2 separate regions of the Homo sapiens genome follow, and region 2 is linked to region 1. A link is an interaction called in ENCODE POLR2A ChIA-PET data of the cell type or tissue named here. Cell type or tissue: PC-9. All regions are shown on one strand. Each heading gives the region's core, and the rest is flanking DNA. Links, peaks and the distances in the headings are about the cores only.

What was found. Peaks named below come from ENCODE experiments on the same cell type or tissue, not always from the same donor. Only the 100,000 strongest peaks of a DNase experiment are listed, where the experiment ranks them.
Region 2: POLR2A ChIA-PET joins it to region 1 with 6 read pairs; 2 of 35 experiments call an interaction of 5 or more read pairs at or near these places.

The regions. Positions count from the first base shown.
Region 1 is chr10:24,455,856-24,461,233 of GRCh38, reverse strand. All of the region lies in intron 5 of KIAA1217, which reads right to left. LOC105376455 (a long non-coding RNA gene) reads left to right here. Exons shown (of 3, transcript XR_930755.4): 2 at 3,198-3,270; 3 at 4,051-5,378. Among named protein-coding and RNA genes, the nearest start is that of MIR603, 180 kb to the right of the region's middle. In PC-9, for the core only: no CTCF peak of the experiment used is centred there; DNase peaks (open chromatin) are centred at 3,093 and 4,713; H3K27ac peaks cover 1,698 bases.
Region 2 is chr10:24,290,580-24,295,957 of GRCh38, reverse strand. The region is part of intron 2 of KIAA1217; the gene reads right to left. Among named protein-coding and RNA genes, the nearest start is that of MIR603, 18 kb to the right of the region's middle. RefSeq lists an enhancer at 2,387-3,586. In PC-9, for the core only: no CTCF peak of the experiment used is centred there; a DNase peak (open chromatin) is centred at 2,447; H3K27ac peaks cover 1,421 bases.

The DNA of each region.
Region 1 (5,378 bases), core at 277-5,276:
AATTAAAATGTATATATATTTTAGTTTGATGATATGATATACCTAAACTGAAACAATGAATTGATGTTGATCTATGTAGAATTTCACACTATACAATTGCAGTGTAAAGGATAGATGGTTTTCAGAGCCCGTGAGAGAAAATGGTGGTAAACACATTGGGGAATGGCAGATGTCAACTTGGAAACCATATGGCCATTTATTCGTGGTCTGTCAATGTCTTCTCACAATGGAGCTACTCAAATCCCAGGATGTCTGTTTCTGTAATAACTCCTTTCTCACAGCCTCATGTGGTCTCAGCTTCTTACTACCAATTGCTCCCTAGTAGGTTTAACCCCTTCAGGCCTGTCTCATGTCTACCTTCACTGTTCCTCCTTCTTTGATTATAGCTTTTCTGAAACCAACTCTGTGGACCTGGGTTACCGTCTTAGCCCGTCTACAGGAAACACATTCCATTGCCTGCATTCTGCTGTGTTCATATTGATCTCAGTAGGATATGTGTAGGTTCTATTACCAAGCAAAAGAAAAAACATACAGCATAAAGTGAGCTGTGTCTGTGGAGCAAATTTTAAAGGGTATGTTATGGATGACTTCTGATGAAAGGTGTTTTAGTTGTGCCATTATTTTGATCCTCAGCCAAACAACATCAGCCCATGTGTCAAGAGAAGAAAGGATTGTCTGAGGGAATAGTCCCAGAGGGTAACACCGAAAGACAGTAATTCACAGATCTGCCAGGTTCAATTTTTCCTCAAAATAAACATGAAAAAAACAATGATGGGGACCTAGATTAAAAAAGCCCTCATGCCCATTCTTCCTGGGTTCAGAAGAGCCGCCTGCTCCACTGTGAATGATCTTCACTGTGAACTTTTATTCAAAAATAAAAGAAGTTCCATGGGTATCCTAAGTATACGGAGTGTGTGAGCTGGGGAAATTCTCACGTGTAAGGCTAGGAATTGATGCCATTTGTTATACAATTTTATAGGCTTATGAATGAAAATTTTGTACTTTCCCAGTTTTCATTAGTTATGAAAAAATGTAAGAGGTTCCAGGTTTATAAATTAAATGAGTATAGCTTTGAAAACCCATCTGCTTTCCTTGGGTTTAGTTGAAGTCTGTGGCAGAGAACATGAGAACACCTGCTAGTTTTGGGGCCAGGCCAGTGGCTCTGAAAGCCCCCAGGTATGTTTCTCCGCAGTCGGCACAGCAGGGTGATGGGGGAAGAACACCAAATGGGGAGTCCCGGAACTAGCATTTTGGTCCAGGTGTTAACATTGTTTTCTTTCTTTTCACTTTTTTTAGTTTTAAAGAGACAGGGTCTCATTCTGTTGCTCAGGTTGTAGTGCAGTGGTGTGATCATAGCTCACTGAAGCCTTGAATTCCTTGGTTCAAGTGATCCTCCCACCTCAGCCTCCTGAATAGGTAGGATTATAGGTGCACACTACCATCCCCAGCTAATTAAAAAACATTTTTTTTTTTTGTAGAGCTAAGAGCTCACTACATTGCCCAGGCTGGCCTCAAACTCCTTGCCTCAAGAAATCTTCCTGCCTAGGCCTCCCAGAGTGCTAGGATTACAAGCGTCAACCATCACGCCTGGTCAACATCCCTTTCTTTATCTGTAAATAAGAAATCTCATGTAGACTTTCTCTAAGGCCCATTCCAATGATGAGATTCTGTGGGTCCATATATTTACAGAGTAGCTACCTATATACAAAGCCCAGGGTTAAGGCTGATGAGGGAAAAGGGATCTGTAAGACATGATTTCTACCTCTGAAGAACTTACATTCTAGTAGGAAAAATAAGGCATGTACGTGAACATTAAAATATGAGAAAGCAAGAATAACTTTGCTAAGTGTCAAATGAGTGCAACAGACAAATACTCTGGTAGTTCATAGAATAATGAGGTTCTTATGGTGGGGATGACTGAGGAACACTTTTCTGAAGAGGTGAGAGTGGGTTCATGAATGATGAATAGAATTTCAGCAGGTAAGAAAGAGGTCCCTTTCTTAGGTATTCCAGGCAGGAACTAAGGCATGGTCAAGGACAAGGGATAGGAAAGTCCAGGTGCCCTGGGGGAATGGCTAGACTACCGACCCAACCAGTGAGTTACTCTCGGACAGTGGTTCTCCAACTCTCAGATGGTGGGCTTCAGAATCACCTGGAGAGTTTAGTAAATCAGATTACTGGGTCTAACATCCACTGTGTCTGATTCAGTAGGTCTCGGGTGGTGCCGAGGAATCTGTATTTCTAACAAGTCCCCAGGTGATACTGACCTGCTGGTTCAGGGAATACTCTTTGAGAACCACTGCTTTAGTGAGTAGAGGGACATAGTAATGCAGGGTCACTGAACGTTCACATCACAATCTCCATTCTACTGTGAGCTTGGTTAAATCCTTTGGACAGCAATCATAATTATCTAGAATTTCTCTATTATAAATATTGTCAATTAAATCTGCCAAGAGAAGATGGAAATAGGGAAGAAAATGAATATTTTGGGTGACTTCCTATTTACCAATGCTTTCCAAAATTACCTCATTTAATTCTCATCTCATTCCCATTAGATACATTATAATTCCCATTTCACAGATGAACAAACTGGGGCTCAGAGACTTCAAATATCTTACCTGAAGTCAGATAACAGGGCCAGGATCTATGAAGTGCTAGAATAATCTTGCATTCTAGTGTTAAGAAATCAGTGTGGAGGTCTGACCTTTGAATCCTCTTCAAAGGAGGGCAGTGGTTCAAGAACCTCTGAAAATGAGTACTATTTCTGTCCCAGATCAGGTCCATCTGTATTGAGTGTTGCCAGAGTCACAAGAGAAGGGTCAAATAGACCAAGCCATGTTCATGTTATCTACAAATGTGGGGAGCAAAAAAAATCTTCTTCCAAGTAATGACTCTAGGGTACTCACGAGCCCCACAAGACTGCTCCATTTCAAAGGAATACCTTCGTGTTTTCAGTTCAAATAGCAAGTCAGTCAGCCAGCCAGGGAGCATGGCTTGGAAATCTGAGATGGTCAGCAAAACTACTGCTTCTCCTTATTTGGATAAATAACAGCCTCAAAGACAACCAGTTTGGGAGCTGTACATGCCCTGAGGCCGGGCTTGGCAGGCATCTCTGCCCACGCCCTGCCATGCCTTTTGCTGCACCAACAGCTGAAGGAGTTTAGCCAAATATTGACCAATCCCTTCTTCCCCACCAGGCTCTGACACCGACAGAAGCCTCCTCTTCAGAGACACAATCTGCTTCCCTGTGTCCCAACAACAAACTGCCAGGTGGGCCTTTGAGTATCCCTATGTTTAAGTCAAGCCCTGTACTCCTGACACTGAGTAGCTCATGAGAAAGAACAGAAGCAAGTCAATAAGTCATGCTCCATATGACGAAATGCCTACCGAGAGTAAGGAGCTACACACTGTCTAGTTGCTCTTCTTACCCGTTGCCTCCAGGAAGGAAAGACTTCCTTCCCACACAGGATGTAAGGCAAGTGAAGAAAATGCTTTGTAATCTATGGAGCACTTTTCAAAGTTCATGATTAGGGCTGAGCACAGTGGCTCTCACACCTATAAACCTAGCACTTTGGGAGGCCAAGGCGGGAGGATGGCTAGAAGCCAGGAGTTTGAGACCAGCCTGGGCAACATAGCAAGGCCCTGTCTCTGCAAAATTAAAATTTAAAAAATTAGCCAGGCATGGTGGTGCATGCCTGTACCCTGGCTACTTGAAGGCCGAGGTGAAGGATGGCTTGAGCCCAGGAGTTCAAGGCTGCAGTGAGCTATGATTATACCACTGCACTCCAGCTATGATTATACCACTGCACTCCAGCCTGGGTGACAGAATACGATCCTGTTCCCCCCAAACCCCGCCACCCACACACACATACACACACACACACACACAAAACAAAAAACAAACAAAAAGTTCTTGATTAGCACCAAGAGCTTTCAAGTCACTTCAAAAAGAATCAAGCTGCAGGCTGAACCAAAGGTAGCTTATCTTCCCTCAATGCCCAACCCAACCTCCCCAACTCTTTTTATCTTTGCATTATCTTTACTTTTCAGAAAAGCAACGTTAGAGCAACACTTCTCCCAGAGAGGACAGAAGATAAGTGACAATAAATAAAGGGGATTTCTTAAAATTAAGGCAGCAAGACACTGGTGCCATTTCGATGACGTTTCCTCCAACACACTGAAGTACACAAATTAGTTTCCAATTTTTTTTTTTAATTAAAAAGGGTTTAATTGGCCGGGCACAGTGGCTCACACCTGTAATCCCAGCACTTCGGGAGGCCCAGGCAGGTGGATCATTTGAGGTTAGGAATTCGAGAGCAGCCTGGCCAACGTGGTGAAACCTGACTCTACTAAAAACACAAAAATTAGCCGGGTTTGGTGGCAGGTGCCTGTAATCCCAGCTACTCGGGAGGCTGAGGCAGGAGAATCACTTGAACCTGGGAGGCGGAGGTTGCAGTGAGCTGAGATCACACCATTGCACTCCAGCCTGGGGGACAGAGCGAGACTCTGTCTCAAAAAAAAAAAAAAAGGTTTAATCCTCCTCATCAATCAGTACTCCTCCACACCATCATCTCAAGGAAGGCAGTGGGGTGTGGTGGATCGAGCACTGGATTATGACTCAAAGGGCTTGGTTTTTCCCTGCTGGGAATCTCTTCTTGGCTGTGGTCTCATAACTGTGACTGTAGTCCTGACACTGAACTCTGAGCCCCTGATTCAGCTGCTTACTTGCTTCAGTAAAACCTTCTTGCACTTTCTCTTCTGGTGCTGTGAATACCTAATGAGTTCCATCATTGTTGTGTCACTGAGCACGCATGATTATTAATATCATCAGCAAACATTCACGGGCCCACTCAGTGAGCTGTGAGGCAGAAGAAAATGAATAAAACGGAAAATACTCACTTGAATGTATTCACAGAAGGATGAAACGAATGACACATTCGTTTTGGAGATACAAGAACTGGCAAAAAATGAGGACTCTGGATGCAGCCAATGTAAGAACATCATACTGTATTATATTTCAAAGATATCATATTTGAGAAAATGGTCCAGGCTGGACATGGTGGCTCACGCCTGTAGTCCCAGCACTTTGGGAGGCCGAGGCTGGTGGATCACTTGAGCTCGGGAGTTTGCAACAAGCCTGGGCAACATGGTGAAACCCTACCTCTACAAAAAATAGAAAAATTAGCCTGGTGGGGTGGCATACGCCTTTAGTCCCAGCAACTTGGGGGACTAAGGTGGGAGGATCTCTTGAGCCCGGGAGGCGGAGGTTGCAGTGAACCACTGCACCACTGCACTCCAGCCTGGGCAACAGAGGGAGACTCGTGTCTCAGAAAAAAACAAAAAGTACTTTTCCTCATTCCTATTCCCAAATTAATTGA
Region 2 (5,378 bases), core at 305-5,304, 170 kb after region 1:
ACCCTGCCTTCAAAGAACTTACAATTTGCATAAGGAGATATACGTTTTTCCAAATCAAACAGAAGAGCCATGTGCCATAAGAGCGATACAACAGGTCAAAGAATTAATTACTCCTGGCTCAGGAGTGGTAGCATGTCTGGGATGAAGAAGGTGGCATTTAGGTTGATTTCTTAGTGAAGGAAGGATTGGTAGCAATAGGGAGGTATAGAAGGGAGAGGATGCCCGGCAGAGGGACCAGTGTCAACAAAGAGACCCTTCACCCTCAGATGAAGAGGGAGAAGTTCCACCAGGAGGGAATGCCTGTTGGAGGTGTGGATAAAATGGTGAAACAGGGGCCTGAGAAATTGGCCTGAGAACAACTGGGGAAGCACCCGGGACACAAATCAAGAAGTCTAGAACTGAGCTTTATGACAACTGTCCTCAGAGCAGTGGGAGAAACAAACAAAGGGGCGGAGGAAAGGAAATTGAGGCTGAAAGACCAGTGAAGGGGCTCCTGAAATAGTCCAGAAGAAATAAATCCTAAAGTAGACACAGTCATAAATCTTTGATAAGAAACGAAAATGCTGAACTATTTATATCTGAGTTTCCCATATTGGATCTTACTTGAATAATGATCCATCTTTTCCTCATCTGACAAGCAGTTACCAGCATTTCTTTAAGGGTTAGAGAAAGATATATTAATTAAAAGTTGTAAGATGATGTTCTTGGAATGCTCACTCCTGGATTATGCTGGAAATAACTAAGAGATGCTATAATTATTTTAAGAGACTTAAGATATAAGTTCTCTATTAACAAATAGTGTCCCACCTAACACAAAATACTCAGTCATTTTTCATTCTCAGAAGAGGAGGTCTTAGCCTCACTGACCATATTTCTCCTTACTTCAATGCCCAATACTATGTTGGTTTTAGGTCAGCCCAGAAGAGAGACATTTCTAGTATTTCCAGAGAAAAGCATCTGGTTTTGAAATATAGTGAGAGGGGCCGCCTCCAGAATAGTAGTTTACAGAGTGGGAGAATGCAAGGTATTCCACAGTAGAAAATATTGTCATTTTAAATTCTCCAATTCCCAGACTTTCAGGCAGGGTATGTGTGATTTGACACCCTGGCAATGTGGACAGTGACCGAATTGCACTTGCCTTTCAGGTCCTAGAGTTTCAGACCCCTGACTCCTTTCCTGTCCCTGTAGGAGACATCAGAAGTCTCTGAAGTATGCAGAAGACTAAATGGAGATCTTAAAGTTTCCACGTTCCTTTCTAAATCCTAATTAAATGAAAACTTTTCTAAGGAAAAAGCTTGCTCTGAAGCAGTTGGTTGAAGTGTACAGTGGAGCAGAACCATGTTCTGTTAAGGAAACAGATCCACTGACTACGCTGGTGTTTACTAAATGCATACACGGTGGTCTATTTCCTCCTCAGTGTGAACGTAGCTAACTGCCATTAACTTGCCTAATGAAAGTAGCATCCACACACATCAAACACATGCCCCTCAATGGACAGACAGGGAAGGTGCCAGTTGTTCAATCCCTGTCTTGATGATCATAAAGAAACTGGAGTCTGTAAACCACTACCTGTTGAAAGAATTAGATGTCTGGGTAGGCAATCACATCGATAATTTAAACTGTGAGAAGCTAGTAGGGGAAAAGAGTGAAATGTACATGAAATGGGACAGAACTGCCTGAACCAAGCAGGCAAATGTAGAGCCCCAAGGTGGCCAGTCCACTCCACGTGGAAAGGAACTATTTCTTTTTTTTTTTTTTTTTTTTTTTTTTGAGACGGAGTCTCGCTCTGTCACCCAGGCTGGAGTGCAGTGGCGCTATCTCGGCTCACTGCAAGCTCCGCCTCCCAGGTTCATGCCATTCGCCTCAGCCTCCCCAGTAGCTGGGACTACAGGCGCCTGCCACCACGCCCGGCTATTTTTTCTATTTTTATTAGAGACGGTGTTTCCCCGTCTTAGCCAGGATGGTCTCCATCTCCTGACCTCGTGATCCGCCCGCCTTGGCCTCCCAAAGTGCTGGGATTCCAGGCGTGAGCCACCGCACCCGGCCAGGAACTATTTCAAAGACGTCGGTCGGAGACCTTCATGCCAGGACACCAGCAAGCTGGCAAAACAGATCTTGCAAAGGGTTTCTGCACTCTATCTGTGAGCTTCATTAATAGGCACTCAGGACTGAGAACCTTCATGTCAGCTGTGACAAGTGAATAGTCAGTAGAGAGAAGCTATTAATTTAAGACACCGTTGATAATGCAGTCTACCTTAAGAACAGGCAACAAGGGGCTTCAGATGCTGAAGCACAGACACAAGACATCCTGGAACTCCAAGTCCAAAGGGGAATGCTCAGGGCAGATATCAACAATGAAACCTTTTAAGCTGAGTCACTCTCAGCCTGACGGCTGCCAAGCCCAACAGCCATCCCTGGTTACAAGCTAGAGGAAAAGTCCCTGAGCATATCTGTTGTTTCCTGTGTGTAAAGATGCTAAATGCCAGGTGCTTTCCTCTAGAGTGGAAGGGCCGGGGCGGGGCAGTGCCTGCAGAGGCAGCAAGGTCAAGAGAGTTCATTTGGTTATTGCCATTAAAAAAGACTTCCCAGCCAGGCGCGGTGGCTCACGCCTGTAATCCCAGCACTTTGGGAGGCCGACGCTGGCAGATCACTTGAGGTCAGGAGTTCAAGACCAGGCTGGCCAATGTGGTGAAATCCTGTCTCTACTAAAAACAAAAACAAACAAAACAAACAACAACAACAACAAAATTAGCCGGGCATGGTGGCACATGCCTATAATCCCAGCTACTCGGGAGGCTGAGGCAAAATAACTGCTTGAACCCAGGAGGCAGAGGTTGCAGCCAGCCAAGATTACGCCACTGTACTCCTGGCTGGGCGACAGAGGGAGAGTCTGTCTCAGAAACAAAACAAAACAAAAACAAAAAACAACTTCCCGAGCATGCATTTTGGGTGCATCTTGAAGTGCAGCTTGTAGCATGTAGAAATTGGCCTTCTGGTTCACAGAGTGCTGCAAGTGAAGTACTAGATGTCTGCGTATTTCCAGATATACTCAGATCATATTTCAGGCCACCTTTCTTCTTTTTTTTTTCTAATCCAGGATGCGCTCAGGATTCCCTCTCCACTCACCATGAAGAACTTCAAGTAGCGGCCACACTTTGCAGTGCCTCTCACTCAGGCTGCGATATCCTAAGCGTTTACCTTCATTCCGTGGAAACTCTTGAAACAGCCCATGTCAATCATGACTCAGCAGTTTTTCCTTACCATGAAAACAGCAGAGCAATGGGTTTCTCCATTTTTAGAGTTAATGCATTAGCTATAAATGTAATTCCATAGTAGATATGAAGTGCAACAAAAAAAAGTCTGGGACAAATTCTGCCACTTTTCAGAGGGTAACAGGAGATGGTTGACTCAAGATGGAATGTAAGAACCCTCATGGCCTCCCTACCCTTCTCTTTAACCTCTTCATGGTTGTGCAGAATAAACCTCTAATACTTCTGATGAGTGAGGCAAATGGCCTTCCTGTAAAGGCAGAACCCCAAGAATTTTCAAGAAAGTTTGTGTGGCCAGCCTGAGGTTCCAGGGAAGAGGAATGGGTATTTGGAATAGAGAAATACAGTGGTTAATTCTGAGCTCCAAGTTATTGGTCCAAATTGGTCTACTTCAATTCCTTGGTCAGTCTTTTGGAGTTTTCCATCAGTTAAACAATGTCCACGGTAAACTGCCATGACCACTTAACCTCAACTGCAAACTACATCCACTTAATCCTCTGGGGTCCCTTTTTATTCATAATAAATCCAGAAAAATCTTGTATTGTGTTTTATTTCCTCAATCATATCTCCTTTAATTCTCCAACAAGCCTTTCCTGATTAGAAAAGCCAGAAAACTCATCCAAATATCTCTGTTGAAGAGCTGGACAAAGTTTTCAAGTATTATTGAATTTTTAATCCACTAAACAAAAATCCTCCAATGTTGTTCCATTTTATTTCAGGGTCTAGTTTCTCTATGCAACTGCAAGGGTAGGGGCCACCTATTTATTTTTATTTACAGACCCATGTGTATATGGGAGAATTTAACATATACAAAAGGAACCCAAATTTTTTAGTCTTAGACTTTCAGGATTCCCTGTATTTAAATAATAGCTATTGATCTAAAAAATCTGCAAGAGAAATGTAATCCTTAGATTTTTTTTTTCTCCACATCGGAGTAGTAAAGCAAAATGAAATGGGTGAATGCTGTTTGTCAACTCTATGGTGGTATAAAAAAATGGTGTAGTGTGACCAAAAGCATACTTCTGATGAAAGCCCACTACCGGACAGGACACAACCTATAAGTTACTGTCCCCACAGACTGCCTTACAAGTGTCCTCACGCTCCAAAGAGGACTGGGAGAGGTAGAAGTGAAATGATTGAGTGAAGTTTTCTTTTTCTGAGATGGAGTGTCACTCTTGTTGCCCAAGCTGGAGTGCAATGGTGCGATCTTGACTCACTAGAACCTCCGCCTCCCAGGTTCAAGTGATTCTCTTGCTTCAGCCACCCTAATAGCTGGGATTTCAGGCACCTGCCACCATGCCTGGCTACTTTTTTGTATTTTTAGTGGAGACAGGGTTTTACCATGTTGGCCAGGCTGGTCTGGAATTCCTGACCTCAGGTGATCCGCCCGCCTCAGCCTCTCAAAGTGCTGGGACTACAGGCGTGAGCCACCATGCCCAGCCGATTGAGTGAAATTTTCTAAGATAATTGTTGGTCATATCCCACAGGGGACTGGGCTCTAGGATAGCCCATGCTTATATGGGAAGAAAAGTTATCGTGGGTCTTTGTTGTCCACAAGACAACCTCAGGGATCTCTTCCTATCCCAACAACCTCTGTCTATGTCAACAACCACTGTGGTCAACAAGAAGGAGGAAGCATTCCAAAACTTATTCACACAGAACAACTCAAATATAGATGATGGAGGAAAAACAAACTTTGAAAAGAGGGCACAATTTGCCATTCCCACTGGATGTATTTTAAACAACCCCCTGCCCCACACAATAAAAGGTCTTAAGAGAGACTTCATGGCCAGGCACGGTGGATCATGCCTGTAATCCCAGCACTTTGGGAGGCCGAGGCAGGTGGAGCACCTGAGGTCAGGAGTTTGAGACCAGCCTAGCCAACATGGTGAAACCCTGTCTCACTAAAATTACAAAAATTAGCCAGGCATGGTGGTGGGCACCTGTAACCCCAGCTACTTGGGAGGCTGAGGCAGGAGAATCGCTTGAATCTGGGGGTGGAGGTCGCAGTGAGCCGAGATCACACCACTACACTCCAGCCTGGGTGACAGAGCAAGACTCCGTCTGAAAAAAAAAAAAAAGAGAGACATCTGTTTATATTATGCTTTG